2 separate regions of the Homo sapiens genome follow, and region 2 is linked to region 1. The links are chromatin loops, found by intact Hi-C in ENCODE. Cell type or tissue: heart right ventricle. All regions are shown on one strand.

Evidence for each region. Hi-C counts contacts between places; a loop is a spot of excess contacts. Peaks named below come from ENCODE experiments on the same cell type or tissue, not always from the same donor. Only the 100,000 strongest peaks of a DNase experiment are listed, where the experiment ranks them.
Region 2: a loop joins it to region 1, with 2.2 times the contacts of the local background. A loop is called at or near these places in 3 of 110 quality-filtered maps.

The regions. Positions count from the first base shown.
Region 1 is chr7:159,025,898-159,033,897 of GRCh38, forward strand. It overlaps VIPR2 (vasoactive intestinal peptide receptor 2), which reads right to left. Exons shown (of 13, transcript NM_003382.5): 11 at 6,041-6,170; 12 at 5,931-5,972; 13 at 2,278-4,892. The coding sequence ends at 4,719. It overlaps LINC00689 (long intergenic non-protein coding RNA 689), which reads left to right. Exons shown (of 5, transcript NR_024394.1): 5 at 1-341. Among named protein-coding and RNA genes, the nearest start is that of LINC00689, 22 kb to the left of the region's middle. RefSeq lists enhancers at 2,271-3,199, 5,318-5,970. In heart right ventricle, CTCF peaks have their summits at 4,814 and 5,014; DNase peaks (open chromatin) are centred at 4,734, 5,124, 5,484, 6,454 and 4 weaker places; H3K4me3 peaks cover 1,755 bases; H3K27ac peaks cover 3,341 bases.
Region 2 is chr7:159,066,474-159,074,473 of GRCh38, forward strand. All of the region lies in intron 4 of VIPR2 (vasoactive intestinal peptide receptor 2), which reads right to left. Among named protein-coding and RNA genes, the nearest start is that of LINC00689, 62 kb to the left of the region's middle. In heart right ventricle, no CTCF peak of the experiment used is centred here; DNase peaks (open chromatin) are centred at 1,548, 2,088, 2,738, 4,108 and 2 weaker places; H3K4me3 peaks cover 501 bases; H3K27ac peaks cover 5,173 bases.

The DNA of each region.
Region 1 (8,000 bases):
GTGTGATCCATCCAAGCCATGCGAAAATCTGCACGACTGAGTCATGGGACAGTGGAGCTTTGTGATATCGCGTGCTTTTAAATCCGAAAGGACAGTCATGATTTAAGGATTTGAAAGTCACACATTTAACATCTGGATTCACAGTCATAGGTCTTAAACCATGATAGCTTGTGCTTCTGAGGTGCACTGAATTCATGCGTGGCTTTCCTAGACTTTATCCCATGGAACCTTCACGTGTCAGGCTATGTAGAGCCCTGAATCTCAAAGGGAGAGCTTGGTCCCAGCAGGTCTCATTATTTTGTATTATATTTTAATAGTTTATTTTCCCTCTTGCTTCTTCAGTTCCAGGTACTGAATAGAAGCTTTACAAAAGATCCCGGTACCGGTAATAGCCCTGGGGCGCCCACTTCACGGGGCCTGCAGGAAGTCCTGGGAAGGGACTGTTTCCACAAGTGGAACAAGTGGGCCCCCCACTGCCCTCGCTGCCTGCCCCTCTCTCCTCATTAAACCTTCAGAGAACACAAAGGAGCCGAGAGCCCCTTTTCTCTCCATCTTCCAAAGAAGACTTTTCAGTATAAAAGGTGCCCTAAATCCTTTGTGATGCCGCCCACAAGCAGCGTGCGCTGACACAAAGCAACGCCGCCGGCCACTGCTGCCTGCAGACAAGAGGCCGACTCTTGTCCTCGTCTCGGGTCCCAAGAACGGGAGTAAGTTTGTGGACTGGCACGCAGACTTGTGTGCGGGGCAGCCCCTGGAGACACAGGCAGCTGCGATGTGAGTGTGTCAGGCAGAGGTTCAGCTTTACGTCAGTGTTAAAGAAAAAAACCTGTGAAGAAACTATTCAAGACATGCAAAAGGAAGTGTTTCCCACGCACCCAGGGCAGGATGCTCGGTGAGGGGTGGTGGAGCCGTAGAGCAAACATCCTTCGAGAGCCAAATGTGCGTGACCTTTGACCTTTCCCCTTCAGGAGTGTACAGTGAGGGAATACTCGGGTAAGCACAGAAACACCTGCAAAAACAACTCACACATTCGCCAGCAGGGAGTCGGTCAAACCAACCAGGCCCAGGCTGTGGAATGTTAGGCGGCGGTTAAAAGTCACGAGATACGCACCTTCAGATGGGAAAGATGGACACCACCTGTCTCAGCGGGAGAAAGACAGCTGCAGAAGCTTCACACAATTTAGCCCGATTCCCACGAATAAACAGAAGAAAGGGCAGACAAGTTTGTACCGACGGAGGAAGGCACTGGGACCCCGCTTCAGTCGGGCACGAGTTTCCCCCAGAGAGGGGAGGAGGCAGGCAGAGGACTTCACTTTCTATGTAATCTTTGCCTACAGAGTTTGACGTTTTGTAACTGTCCTGTATAATTTGTCATCTGAAAGCCTGAAAAAAATAGCCAATTAAAAAGCTGCCATTGGTGATGAGAAAGAACGAAGCTATTGCCACGGGTGGAGGAGGGGCTTCTGCAGATCGGCCCCCGGCCCTGCACCTTCTGCCTCCCATCAGGGCTGAGTCTCCTCAGGCGGCTGAATATTTCCCACCTCAGGCAAATGGACACTAAGCTCCTGAGTCAGACAAAACAGTGACTCCCTGGAGGGCTGTGTGCCCAGCCCCTTCTCCCCCTTCCCACCTGCTTTGCTCTTAGGAAAGTCACCAAAGGCTGGTTGGTGTGGCTCATTCTAGGTTTGACTCCTTAGGAATGTGGCTTTTACCAGCGTGCTGTATCCCTCCTGACAACACAGCCATCTGGTGGAGCGTGGAGTTCATTGGAAATGCATTTTATTTGCTTGTAGCATACATGTGGCTAAGGCTCAGCACACACGGAGATTCGCATATGTGTGCACACGCCCCACGCACACACCCACACACGCATGTGCATCACATGAACGCGCGTGCACACACACACTCCTGCACTCAGTCCTGCTCTATTAACAGGTTCTTGGGCTCTGCAGAGCTGACAGAGGCCGTGTTGGGTGCGGCAGGACAAGGCTGGGCGTGCAGGCGCCTCCTCCACAGGGCACTGCTCATGCGTCACAGCTGCCAGACGGAGGCTCCCCAATGGCGACGCTCTGACAGGGGTCCGTGACTCTCCTCAGGGAGAGGTGGCTGTTTCCAATGTCCTCCCTGGTGCCCTGTGGCTGGCAGGACCCTGCCCACCCTCTCCCTCCCCGTCCAAGCTCTGTTTTCATCTGAATGCAGCAGCCACGACTAACACGCCAAGTGTGTCCTCCATGCTCCAGAGCCTCAGATCTGGTCAGAGCAAGTTCTTACTCAGCATGCAGATGTGAAGTCAGGCTTTATTGAAGTATTTACACAGCTCATTCCCGCCACGTGGAGGAGTCTGCGACATTCCACACACAATGACAGTTAAAGACACCTGCTGACCACTGGGTCCTGCTTCCCCTGCTCACCAGGCATCTGTCAGGAAACAGCCGGCCCCTCTACCAGGAGAAACCAGTCAGCTCCGCTGAACAGTGGCACATGTGCGGTTGAGGGGAGATTGTCCCCTGAGCACACCTGATGACTGATGACTGCCCACACCCAACCACCGACCATCAACAACCAGTGCCTGGTAACCACCTGACACGTCCACTCACGCCCACTTCCTCAGCGTCCCCTCTGGGTCACAGCTCAGTGTCGGCACCTGGCCACTGACCCAACACCTTCAGTTACCACAAATCTTTGTTTCCTCAAAAACCTGAGAGTAGGTGGGGGATGCTCCCTTTTGTCCTTTGAAAGCTGGGCAAGGCTGGGGGTGGGTCTGTCCAAACCCTACAGGGGAGGAACAGCCGAGGGGCCGCACTGAACCTGGGGTCTGCAGCGTCCACCTGCCTCCCTCTCGCTCCACATGCTCAGCCGTCCTTTCCTGGGCACCTGGCCTGGGCCGTTTACTCCCCAGTATCCGTCTGTGATGGATCCTCTGCGGCCCCCAGAAATGGTGGGTTGTTCTGTAGATCCGACCGCCTCACCTGTCTCCCCAAACCAACCTCGGGTTCATTCTCCCAGAAGTCCAGGGATGAGCTTGTTGCAGCAGAGGGGTGTGGCCGGCGTGGCCCAGGGTGTGCAGGACAGGGTGCGGACCTTTGGGGATTGAGGGGTCTCTGGACACTGCTGCTTTGCTGTCCTAACAGCCCCTCTGTCCGGCCTCATTTTACCGGGGATATGGGTTTTGCAAACCAAGGTGACACTGACAGGATGTGTGAGCTTCCCTGTGGCTGCCTCCCGGCACAGCTGTCCCGACCTTTGACATCGCGCCCCAGCTGGGGTCTGTGATGCCACCAATGCACAGGAACAAGACATTCATTTTTAAGGGAAAAGTGGAGTCAAATGTGCTCAGAACAACTGAGTCCCACAGTCGGGGCACCTGGGCCAGGGCTGGGCAGCTTGCTGAGGTCCATCGAGCGCTGTGGGGGCCAGGGCTTGGCACACACATGGAGACTGTGCCCTGATATCCCCACCCTTCTGCAGCTGGCTCAGCAACGTCCCCAGACACCCTCCCCACATCTGCAAACCACCCTTCGCCTGAAGGAGCAGCCGCTAGGGCTGCTGAGCGCCAGCTCTGGGGAGGAGGGCTTGAAACAGTTTTATATGTTGTTAAAATAATTCTTATCCTAAGATTATTTTTGTTAAAAAGAGAATAGGTTTCCGGTTCCCACTCAGCTGTATCCCGCACCCCACGTAACCCCATCACCAGGGGCCCGCAGGCCTGGCCGCAGCTGGCCTGGGGCTGAGCGTCAGGCTCTGCGGCTCCCACAGGGCGGCAGGTGACCTCCTGAGGCAGAGCCAGAGCTGCTGAGGGTCCCACGGAACACCTGTGTGGAGAGGTCCCCTCCTTCATGACCTTGCTCTCCTGATCTGGTTGTCTCCTCAGCCCGCCTTCCGTGGGGAGGCAAAACAGCCCTGTGGAGTTGGGTGGGGCAGGGCTCAGCCGGGCCGGGTGGGCGCCCCAAGAGAGAGGACGGGCTGCCCTCCTGTTGATTTCTCCTGGTCCTAACGTCAGGGGGGCCCTGACTGGCTTCCCTCTGTCCTGCAGATGAGGGGGCTACCCTTATGGGACCTGGGAGGCCGCCCTGATGTGGGACGGATGTCACCCGGTGGTCGCCCAGGCTCGTGCTGGGCCACACAACTGCGTTTCCACATTTCCTCCTTGGCTCCCCTATTCTCTTGGGCCGGGCGCAGTGGCTCACGCCTTAATCCCAGCACTTTGGGAGGCCGAGGCGGGCCCATCACGAGGTCAGGAGATCGAGACCATCCTGGCTAACATGGTGAAACCCTGTCTCTACTAAAAATACAAAAAATTAGCCAGGCGTGTTGGCGGGCGCCTGTAGTCCCAGCTATGGGAGGCTGAGGCAGGAGAATGGCGTGAACCCGGGAGGCGGAGCTTGCAGGGAGCAGAGATCAGGCCACTGCAGTCCAGCCTGGGCGACAGAGCGAGACTCCGTCTCAAAAAAAAAAAAAAAAAAAAAAGTGGATCCACTATACGGCTGAAACACATTTTGCACAAGATTATCTAAATGCTGGAGTTTAAATCGAGTCAATGACAACACGACTCCAATTCCAGGTATGGGGTTTAGTGGACAACCAGCTTGACGGAGTCAGGACCGCGCTGACCTGCCCGACACGGTGCTCGGGCATCTGGAAGGAGGAAGCCGGCGTCTCAGCCCCGCAGAAGCCCCGAACCGTGGGCCTCCCGCCGCGTCCGACAGGCAGGGGTGGGGCTAGATGACCGAGGTCTCCGTTTGCAGGAAGGACTGGGCGCGGGAGCCGCGGTGGAACTGCAGGGCGCCCTCCGAGCCGTTGCGGGAGAAGGAGGAACCGCAGACCCTGTAATCCCGGCTCGCGGACGGGGTCGGGCACCGGCTTCGCCATTTTCGCTTCAGCTCGCACTGCACCTGGGAGGTGAGGGCAGCGGGAACGCCCGTGAGCCTGGGCAGGTGCGGGCGGCTGCTATGGGAAGCGCGGCCCGCGAGCCTCCAGCTCTCCCTCCCGCCTGCTCCCGTATCTGTGTTGCCAGCAGATGGACAGAAACAGAAACGGCCTTGGGGGCAGAGGCTGGAGGGAGCGGGAACTGGACGGCCACAGGAGGGCGGGGGACGCTGCCAGACTCTAAGACTGTGCGTGGGTGGTTCGGGGATCGCCACTGCCGCGGTAAGCGCAGTCCCACAGTCTCAGATAGTTAATATTTCTCTGAAAAGATTTTCCTTAGCAGCCGGGGTTGTGACGGTGCTGGGCCTCCGTCTCCTTCCCTGTTCCCAGCGGGCAGGGAATGTTAGCCCTGGGAGGGGGTGGGGATGAGTGAGGGGTGCCCGGACGGCAGAGGAGGGAGGAGGACAAGTGGCACTACTCGGGCTCAGCTTTGCAGAAGCCGTGCTGGTGAAAGCTGCATGTCAAGCAAAGAAAGCGCCAGCAACCGCAGCGTGGGGCGGGAGGGTCAGGGGTCAGGGGACGGGGCCAGGCCGTTGGAGCAGCCCGGAGACAGCCTCCCTGGCTGGGAATGAACGCAGGGCAGAGCTCGGCTCCGGGCTTCCTCCCCAGGGACTCACAGGACGCTGTGCAGCCCCACCCCCCAACCCAGGCCCGGCTTTCTGGGACTCACAAGCTATGGTCAGGAGCGAGACGCCGACCATGGGGAAAAACAGATTCTGTCTAGACCCGGCCGGGAGCTTTCCCGAGAGGGCTCCGAGACGGACGGCAGTCGATGCTACTTAGGGTGGACGGAAGGACGGCGGGGTTTGGAAGCTGGGCCCAGAAGAGTGGGTTTGCCTGTGTCGTTGTGGGTTCTCTGATGGGGACACAGAACTGTGGGGTCCCGGGCAGTAACTCGAGCCCGCGGAAGACAGGCATGTGTGGGGGCTGCGGCACCAGGCTGGGCAGCATCTCAGGAAGCAAGTGAGTACCTGTGCTTGGTTCCAAGGCGGCCATGAACTTACCTCACTGTTCAGGAAACAGTAGAGGACGGCCACCACCAGGCCCTGCAATGAGAAGAGATGGTCAGGCAGGACCCGCGCTCGGGGGAGGGCGGCCGCCTCCGCACACCTACCTGGAACGACCCGAGGCACAGCTCAAACAGTATCTGGTATTTGGAGGAGATGCTGATGGGAAACACGGCAAACACCATGTAGTGGACGCCGAACAGCGGGATAAGCAGGAGCGTGGACTTGGCCAGCCTCCTGCACAGAAGGAGATGAGCCAGCTCAGCTGCTGGACCCTCGGACCCTCTGCAAGCCTGGCTGGGTCCTTCTCAGGAGGGGGCAGCTGGGTGTGGGAGGGGCTCCACACCTCCTCTCCACTGCTGGAGTCCCCGCCCAACAAGAAAAACCACTGTTTCTTTACGTTTATGTCTGAGGCCCCTGTGCATATCTAGCACTCAGGGCCTGGGAACGTGCATTCCGGAAGTGTCCGTTTCTCCCAAATTCCCTCACAAGGACACACGCTGTGTCCTGGGGTTCATGGCTGGCAGGGGCAAGATTCCCTGTGAGTGACCCCAAACCTACACAGGCCCCGCCTGGGAGCCCGGCCCATCCTGAGGCAGGCATGGGACAAGAAGGCTGGCCTCCACCGCTGCCACACGCAGGTTTAAATGATGAGAACCGATCCTGCTCCCGGACCTGCAGCTCGTAACAGCTGGGCTCCGTGGGAGCCAGGTCCCTCAGTCAGCGGCAGAGGACCTGCCTGATTCCCTCTATTAACGCATCTGAAGTTTGCTGGAAAAGAGGCCTATCTGCGGCTGAGCTCTTGGCCCCTATCCAGGGAGGTTTTGCTACTTCTGTGACCAGAGTTACACAGAAAGGACCTCGTGTGGCCTCAAGGGTGTCTCGGCCTTTTCTGTTGTCCTGGAAAGGGAACAGATTTTGTTTCCAAATAAAAGCATCCATCTCCAAGTTCAATTTAACAAACACTCCCAAAGAACCAATGCAAAGGTCAGCATAGAAACTAAACAAGATTCACAGGAAATCCAAGTTCAACCTGAAAGGCAACCAAGAACGATCTTATTCGGGGGTCTCTGCCACACAGGCACCACCGGACTCCCCTGAGCAGGGACAAGGTCATGCTGCCATGCGGGGTCTGACATGGAATCCCATCCCTCGTGTGGGCAAGCAGAGACGGGATACTCCCTGGATTTAGACACTACACAGCAGAATTAGATTCTCTGGTTTACCAGACTCTTTTGCAATACTCTGGTGCCAGGCAGCAAATATCCGGCAAATATAGACTGCATTGATCCTCCTGACCTTAGTGACATTATTACTTCCATGTTACAGATGGGGAAGCTGAGGCATGGAGTGGCAAAGTGACTTCCCTCAGGGCACTGGCCGGTATCTGCACCCAGCTTTGGGGCTGTTGGCCATGCTCCTGTCTAACCGCCCCTCCCCAAATCCATCCCTGTTTTCTAAGGTGGGAGAAAAGGGAAATGCAGGCCAGGCACCCTCCTAGGCTGGGCGGCAGGGTTCCTGCCATGGTACAGCTCTGTGCACAGCCGCCCTTCCACCCCCGGTCAGTCTGAGCCCGAGGCACCTTCTGGGCTGGGCCAACCACTTCCACACCAAGCCAGTGTTTAGTTTATACTTGAATTTTGGTTTTTACCTTTTTAAAAAAAAATAAATTCTTGATATAAATTTATGGAGTCTTTGCATTACTTTATAGATTCCCCGGATCATCATGAATTAGCTGGATGACTGGGGGTGACTGGCTGAACGTCTGCCCTGTCTTCATCTACTGAAGGGAGATCACAATGCCATCTTCATGTAATCACGTGGGCAGGAAACGCTTTCTGAATTTTTATTAAGTACAAGGCCTGGTATTAGGGCTGGCAGTAGACACACGGCCATGGACACATGGCCATGTCTGAGGGGGAGACAGAATTAAATGTAAAATAAAAAATACTGTGTGGTCAAGGAGAAAAAGACAGGCTGTATAACATGTAAGTGGGCGGATGCTTAAACAAGCAAGTTCACTGGAGAGGACTTTCTTCTGGCCTTGAAATAAAAGAAATGGTGCCT
Region 2 (8,000 bases), 41 kb after region 1:
TCTGTGGGATTCCAGGATGCCTGCTCCTGCAGCATTCTGTGGGATTCAGGGCACCATCCCGTGGATTCCAGGATAATTGCTCCTGAACCCTTCCATGGCATTCTGGGAGGCCACTTGGCCTAGTTGGACAGCCTCTGCTCTGGGATGGCTTGGTGGACCAAGCAGATTTGTCTGAATTGCTTCCACTCCCTGCATCTTTGTGGTGCAAGAACTAGAGCTCAGTGATGATATTTCAAGGCAAGTTTCCCTATGCTCATTACTACTTACAAAGCCTCAGTGGTGGGCTAACACATTTTAGAAAGACAATACTGATAAATACTTAGCAAGAAAACTAAATTTGTTAGTATAACTCCTCAAATAGTTCAGGTAATCAAGGTTGACATCAATTTTGATCTGGGAAACTAATGTATTAATACAGTTTTAGAAGGGGGATTTTTTTGCCTTGTTAAACCTCAGTAGGAAAACCAAGATCCACACTGAGTGGAACTCTCCTGTGAGTGGGCACTGGCGCTCTCCAGCACGTGCCTGCCATGTGCGGATACTGAGATCGAAGTTAATTAAACTTACGTAAAATTGACACGCCAGTGACTCAGTTGCACCAGCCATATTTTGGTGCTCACGGTCACATGTGGCCAGTGGCTGCCACACTCGACAAAGCTCAGATAAAGAACGTTCCCATCAGCGTAGACAGTTCTGTTGGCACAGAGACCATACGACCACCATTCACCCACACGAGCACCTTCCCTCTGTTAATCAACATTTGCATGTGTGTATTTTCCAGTCTCACATAAAGGGCAGCCAAACGGATGCTCTGACCCATTTGAAAGTCATCACCTCTGCTGTGCAGCTATAGGATTTATTCCCAACACAGAGCTCTGGATTCCAGGTGTGTGGGGGCAGGTCCATGGGCAATGCCCAGAACTTATAAAGCATGATCTATTTGAACAGCACTAACCTTTCCACCAACGGCCCAGAACCCAGCGTGCATGAGGAGCTGGCGCCGGCCTGACACCTGGAAGCTACACTCATCCCATGAGCTCAATGCTTTCAGATTTCCTCGCAACAAGAAAATGCTCTGCTCAATGTGGGTATATTAAATCTGAAGAATGTACAATAGCTCTGATCATTACAGGATTCTAAAAACACCATGATTTCCTACTAGAAAGAAAGAATAATCCAGCAGGAAGTGTTCATGATCAGAAAGGGCCTAAACTAACAGCTGCAATTCCAGGGAGTGGCTCGGTCACAGCAGAAGTTAATTCCAGCACTGATGTTGGAAAGAAGGATTTGAAAGACCTTCAAGTTCTTTCCCCGGAACCAAGATCCTGTCGAGGCCAAGGAGAAGGGTGAAAGATAATCTCATAGGTTCAAGGCTATCACTTGGGCTTGCCTAAAGGAAGCAGGTACTTTGCTGCTGTCACTTGCAATGGTTTGTGGCTGGGCAGAGCCACTGTCAGGGCAGGAAGGGCAGGTGCTGCGGGGGCCGCTAGCCCCTCTCTGCAGAGGTCCTTCTTGAGCAATCCAGGCTGCGGCTCCTGCATGCTAACCGCTGGGGAGCTGCCCATACCCAACTCCAGAAGTGAACAGCAACCGGCTCAGAAATTTAAAAACACTGAGGCCAGTGGTGTGTTTACTGAAAATATCAAGCACGTCCTAGAACCTGGCCTTAGATACGAGTATTACTAACCCTGCCCCAACAGTGTGTAGACAGTGTGCCAAGACCCAAAGCAGCAGGTCCTCACTTCCGTGAGGGGAGAGTCAGCCCAGCCCCAGGGTTCTTGCCTTTGGGACTCAAGGCCTTTTAAAAAAACAGCCCCTCTCTTTTCACATGTTTTTCCTTTAAGGGGAATAGAACTAATTAAAATCTGTCAGAGAAATCAAGCACACTCAGCATTAATGGCAAAGCCATCTGACCCCAAACCCAGTGCTCTTTCCCCTAGAACACCATCAGCAGCCGTGACCCATTTCTAATTAGCCAACAGCGAGGGCTCAATGCAGGAAGAGGGTTCCCACACGGCCAGCCTTCTGTGTTCCACAGCGTGTGTGTTTAGAAGTGGGTTGTCTGTTCTCTTGTTCAATTCTGAAGTCAGCGCAGACAGCCCTGGCACCCACGACAAAGCCTGCCGGGGCCAGGACAGGCCTGAGTGTGAGGGAGAAAGCAGATCCCGCTGTTGGCTGCTGTGACGTTTGTTGTAGGAGTGGCGCTTCTGGACGGCGGGTGCAACAGCACGGCCTCAGAAAGAAGGCAGGGTCTGAGGAGGGTTCTGAAGGCGTCTCCACAGCTGTGACTGAGGCCACTGTCTCCTTTCCAATTTCCTTTCTGAGACATTCCCATGGGGAGCAGAGTGGAATGGCTGCTCTTCACCAATTATCTTGTGATCAGAGTTCAGACTAAACAGTCAGAAAACAGTGTTTCAAACCTACCAAAAGCATAGAAAACAATATAAGGAAGACACGCAGCTACTAACAAACAGCAGAAAGAGAACTGCACAGGAATAAAATCTCAGTGGGTGCTGGCAGGCCCCTGTCTCTGGGCTGTGCAGTACTACGGCCTTAGGCTTCACTGAGCCGCGTGAACCGTTCTGGTTCTGGTACCTCACTGGGCAGCCTTAATCTGCAGGTACTCCTCACAGGGCTTCCATCTCCCCACAGGCTCCTGGCTGTGCGGTGTCCACTCCACCTGTCTCCAGTTTCACTACCGCCTCAGCAACTGTGCTCAGGGCTCATGGGGGCCTTTCTCCCTGCTCACTTTTTCTTCCTGTCAGTTCTTCCTCCTGTGTCCAGTTTCCCCTGAACTACCTTCTCCAGGCGCTCCGAGTGAGGGTTGCTGGCTGGGGACCCTGCCAGTCCCTGCTTTCTGGAACCCACGTGCAGTCTGGCTGGGTATGCACTCCTGGGAACGAACGGCTGTAGGCCCCAGACAACAATGCACCTGCTGCACTCCTCCTCACGTGTGCGGAATCCATCTCTTGTCTCCAGAACTTTCCAGACCCACCACAATTGTCTGGCCAGTTATTTCCTTTTATTCACTGTATTTAGGGTCTTCAGGCTTTTTGAATCTGAGGATTGGAGCCTCACAAAAACTCTGGAAAACCTCTACTAAGCCTGTGACTGGCCTTGGTCAATCCTGGTCTCCAACCCTGTTTTCTGTCCCTCTCTCTGCCTGCACCTGGGCTGGTTTCTTTGTACGGATCCTTCCTGGTCCAGAACCCTCTTTGCATCATGTCTAATATGCTGTTTAATGCATCTGCTCCATTTTTCCCCCCAAATAAGGGAAACTAATGTAACCCATACTTTTTAGAGTACCTTGTTTCTGGTTCACACTTTCACCCCCAGTTCCCCCTTTTAAAAAACATTTTAAATGCATTTATTTCCTTTTGGTGCCTGATGATTTCCTGAGCTGAAGATTGGGTGTAATTTTACTGTCTGTCGTTGGCTGATTCTTGTTCATGGTGCTTTTTCCTTCTGTAGTTTGTCAACCCGGAATGTGAGCTGATGTTTGGAGTTTACCCATGGGAATTTTGTGAGGCCTGGTGGACATTTCCCTCCAGACAGAACCTGTTTGCTTTGTCCGGTACCTCCAGGGCTGCCCACTCAGCAACAGCCAACGCCAAAGTCTCAGCTCAGGGCTTCTGTACCGAGGGTAAAAAGGAACTTGCCCTTTAGGAGGGCATATTCATCGTGAGATTCCTGGGAAGGACTTTAAAAATCTTCTTTGTGGAAAGCAAAGGCATATAAGGCAATTTTTCCTGCTGTCCCGGGGTCAGATTCCAAGCAGCCGCCCCTGCATCCAGGGCTGCACGGAGGACTCCGCACACGACCCAGGGCCCGGTGCTGCCACTGCGGTCACTCTGGTTCTCAGCTCTTTTTTTTTTTAGATTTTCTTACTTTCTTGAAATCCCAGCTACACATTTTAAAGGATTATTGTTATGTTTGATTTAGCATTTTGGGATGATTTGTGGTGGGAGTTGTTTATGCCCAGTTTCTCATGTAAGATTTGTGTTTCTTGCTGAATGTGTTTGGTATCCTTGGTTAGTTTAATTCATTCTATCCAGGACATTCATGGACGCTTAATAGGATGCAGACAGCACGTCAGGCGTTGTGGGAAGCACGGCCGCTACTGACAGAAGGGCCCCACAAGTCACTCGGCCTGTACTTCACCACAGGAAGTTTGTTTTGGGAACTGTCCCAGAAGACAATAAATGAGCTAGAAAGTGAGATGAATATGAATTAAAATTTGTGTTTGTCTTCACTAGAAGAATAGAAAGGGCTACATTGCAAATTATATTAGTTTGCTTAAAGCTGGTTTTGATTTTACACATCCCGTGCTTTCAAGCATTTAAGAAGGCTTATTTGGTTTCTTGCAAAAATGCCTCCATTAAGGTCTTGGGGAAGCAAAGCAGACTGTGCGGTGAGTGCTGAAGCACACGCAGGTGGGAAGGTCCCATCAGAACCTCAGCAGCGTGGCCCAGCAGCACACGAAACGGCACGCCCACAGACTGGCTGACTGTGGCTTCACCACGCAGGTCATTACCGGCAAGAAATCCTTCCTGTAGTCAGTTTTTAAAAACATGAGGCAACTCACAAGAAAACCGCCAGGCTACTGTGTTGCAGGAGGTGGGTCGAGCAACTTCCAGGGTTTTTCTGGGTTGCACAGACATTCATTCAACCTCCTGTAATAAGCACCAATGTTTAGAACATGGTCATGAGGAACTGTGCACACTTTTCCATCTTCACTGTGAGGTGAAGTTTATCTTCATTAGAGGTGGCCAAGCCAGCTCAGCAGTTTCAAGAACTGCACAGAGGGTCTCTTCCTAGGAGGCCTCTCCCTCTGGACTCCAGAACCTTCCCCGGCTCAGCCTCCCATCTTGGCTTCCTTCCTCCTGGGTCCCCAGGCAGACCCTTGGCCTTGGACCACTCAGAGAGTGCCTGTCCCCATTTGGGGCCTTCAGAGAGAATCTTGGCTCTGAGCATCTCCCTGGCACTGGCTTTTCCATGGGCATCGCGTTCTGTTCTTCATGGTTCCTCAGTTGTGCCTGGAGCTCGGACCCACAACCCCACCAGCCTCATCCCAAGGCCCAGGCCCCCTCCTTGTCCAGAACAGGAGTTCAATTCAGCGGTAATGAGTGAACCCGTCCATATCAGAAAGACTGTTCACAGGAGAACAGGTGCAAAGAGTTTTCTCTTTAACTTTAGATCCAGAGGAGACTTCTGGTAAACTAGAATTCATAATATACAAAGGAGCCATGAAAAGTGCAGTCACACCGCACACAGCATGGCCGGGAACCCTGCAGCACCTGCTGGATGAAGGCACGATGGTACCGGCAGGTAAGAAAACACACATTGCTAGACTAGCAACAAAATCCAGAGTCCCATGTCTCTAGGCTGGGAACCCTGCAGCACCTGCTGGATGAAGGCACGATGGTACTGGCAGGTAAGAAAACACACATCGCTAGACTAGCAACAAAATCCAGAGTCCCATGTCTCTAGGCTGGGAACCCTGCAGCACCTGCTGGATGAAGGCACGATGGTACCGGCAGGTAAGAAAACACACATCGCTAGACTAGCAACAAAAATCCAGAATCCCATGTCTCTAGGCCGGGAACCCTGCAGCACCTGCTGGATGAAGGCACGATGGTACCGGCAGGTAAGAAAACATACATCACTAGACTGGCAACAAAAATAAAGAGTCCCACGTCTCTAGGCCGGGAACCCTGCGGCACCTGCTGGATGAAGGCACGATGGTACCGGCAGGTAAGAAAACACACATCGCTAGACTAGCAACAAAATCCAGAGTCCCATGTCTCTAAAGCTTACAGAATGACACTTATGACTATAAAATTTTAAAGAGCAAGAAAATTAACAGTCAACTTATTTTCCAAATAAACTCAAAAAATAAAATTAAAACTAGAAAAACAGTAAACATCTGAAAAAGAGAAAATGGTAACATTTCAAAACATTGTCAAAATTATGGTCAGTGGCATAATTAGAGCCTTAAATACCTTTCTTAATAAGAAAATAAAGCATTCAACTAAAAAAGCCTGAAAAATGATAAAACAAGTCAAGGAAAGCAAGAAGAAGGAAATTATAATAACAAGAGCACAAAAACGAAAGACACAGAAAGTTACCTCCTTCCTGGACGACAGGCCCATGAGGCCCTGGGCCTTGGTTTTGTAATTATTGATGTATATCCAAAATGCCCAGAACAGTGGTTGGCACACAGGAATACTCAGGAAATATTTATTAAGGAGAGTAAGTTTTAAAAAATGGTCAGATTTACAATAACCCACTTTTTTGGTATAGCCTAATAGAGTAGATTATTTATGAAATATCAAAACAAGAAAAATAATGAGGAACATTATTTTACACATTTTAATTAAAGTGTGATGCACAGCTCTGTGCTAACAAAGTCAAAACTTCAACGAAATGGTAACATTCTGGGGCTGTAAACATTTCCAGAACAGATTTAAGGAAAACCTAAAAACACCAATAACCAGAAGAGCTATTTTTTTAAAGTCTGTGAAATATAAGTTGTAAAAATGTTAGTGAACCCAGGAGTTTTCACAGGTGAGTTCTTTTCATCTTCTAAGGTACACATTATTCCTAGGATATAAAAATTGTTCCAGAACATAGTAACAAATAAAGAAAAAGCACAACATCTTATTTTTAAAGCTAGCATAAGTCTGATGTCAAAAGCAGACAATATACTGAAATAAATAGTAATAACTACAGAATAATTTCACTTACAAATACAAAAGGAAAAATCTCAAAATATCAAGGATAAAAGAAGATCAGTTTAGGAGTATACTAAATACACACACCTCAATCAAGTAGATTTTCCCCAGGATGCAAAGATGACACATGCTTGCAATTAGTACAATATATTGCATCCATATGTCAATGAAAAAAATGCTTATCCCAGTTGATATTCACTTGTCCTTGTTTATTTATTTATTGATTGGAGACAAGAGTCTTGCTCTGTCACCCAGGTTGGAGTGAAGTGGCCCCATCTCGGCTCACTGCAGCCTCTGCCTCCCGGGTTCAAGTGATTCTCATGCCTTAGCCTCCCGAGTAGCTGGGATTACAGGTGTGTGCCACCCCACCTGGCTAATTTTTGTAGAGACAGGGTTACATCATGTTACCCAGGCTGGTCTTGAACTTCTGAGCTCAGGCAATCTGCCTGCCTTGGCCTCCCAAAATGCTATGATTACAGGCGTGAGCCACCGTGCTCAGCCTATCCTTTTTTTTTTAATTGAATAGAATTATAATTTCTTAGGTCTCATTAGAACAATTCCTTTCAGGCACAGGCAGTGCCACATGGAGTGGGGGAGCCCCAGGGCAGAACTCTACACCTCTTCTGGGCTGTGGAGCTGTCTGTCCATCTAAGGGAGACGTGGAACCTTTTTTTCTACAGGAAGAAAATGCACACAGGCATGAGTGCACAGACAGACAACTGTGCACACAATTCTGGGGGCTGATGGAATCAGAGCCCTGACTAGAAATTTCTCATTAACATTAGCAATGTCCACTCCTGCTTCTACCACAAAATGTTTTTCACATTTTAATCAATAAAATAAAACATGCAAAATGAAATTTTTTACACATTAGAAAAGAAAAAAACAAAACTGTTGCTTGTGGATCATGTAAGTCCATACTCAGAAAAATCAAGAGAAGTCAACAGAAATAATCAGTAAAACTATCAAGTAAATTTAATCAGGCCTCATTCAAAAGAGCTGCACAAAGTGTAAAATATCTAGGAATAAACTGAGCGGAAAATGTTCTGGGCCTAAAGTGAGGAAACTGAAGCACTTCCCCAAGCAACAGAAGAGAAATCCAAATAAAAGGGAGACAGACCCATTTCTGTGTGAAAGACTCAGCTTGCTCAGGACGCCATTTCCTATGTTGAAACTTAACTTTTTGGTGATGGTATCAAGAGGTGGGGCCTCTGGAAGGTGATCAGTTTGTGAGGGTGGAGCCCTCATGAACAGGGTTAGAGCCCC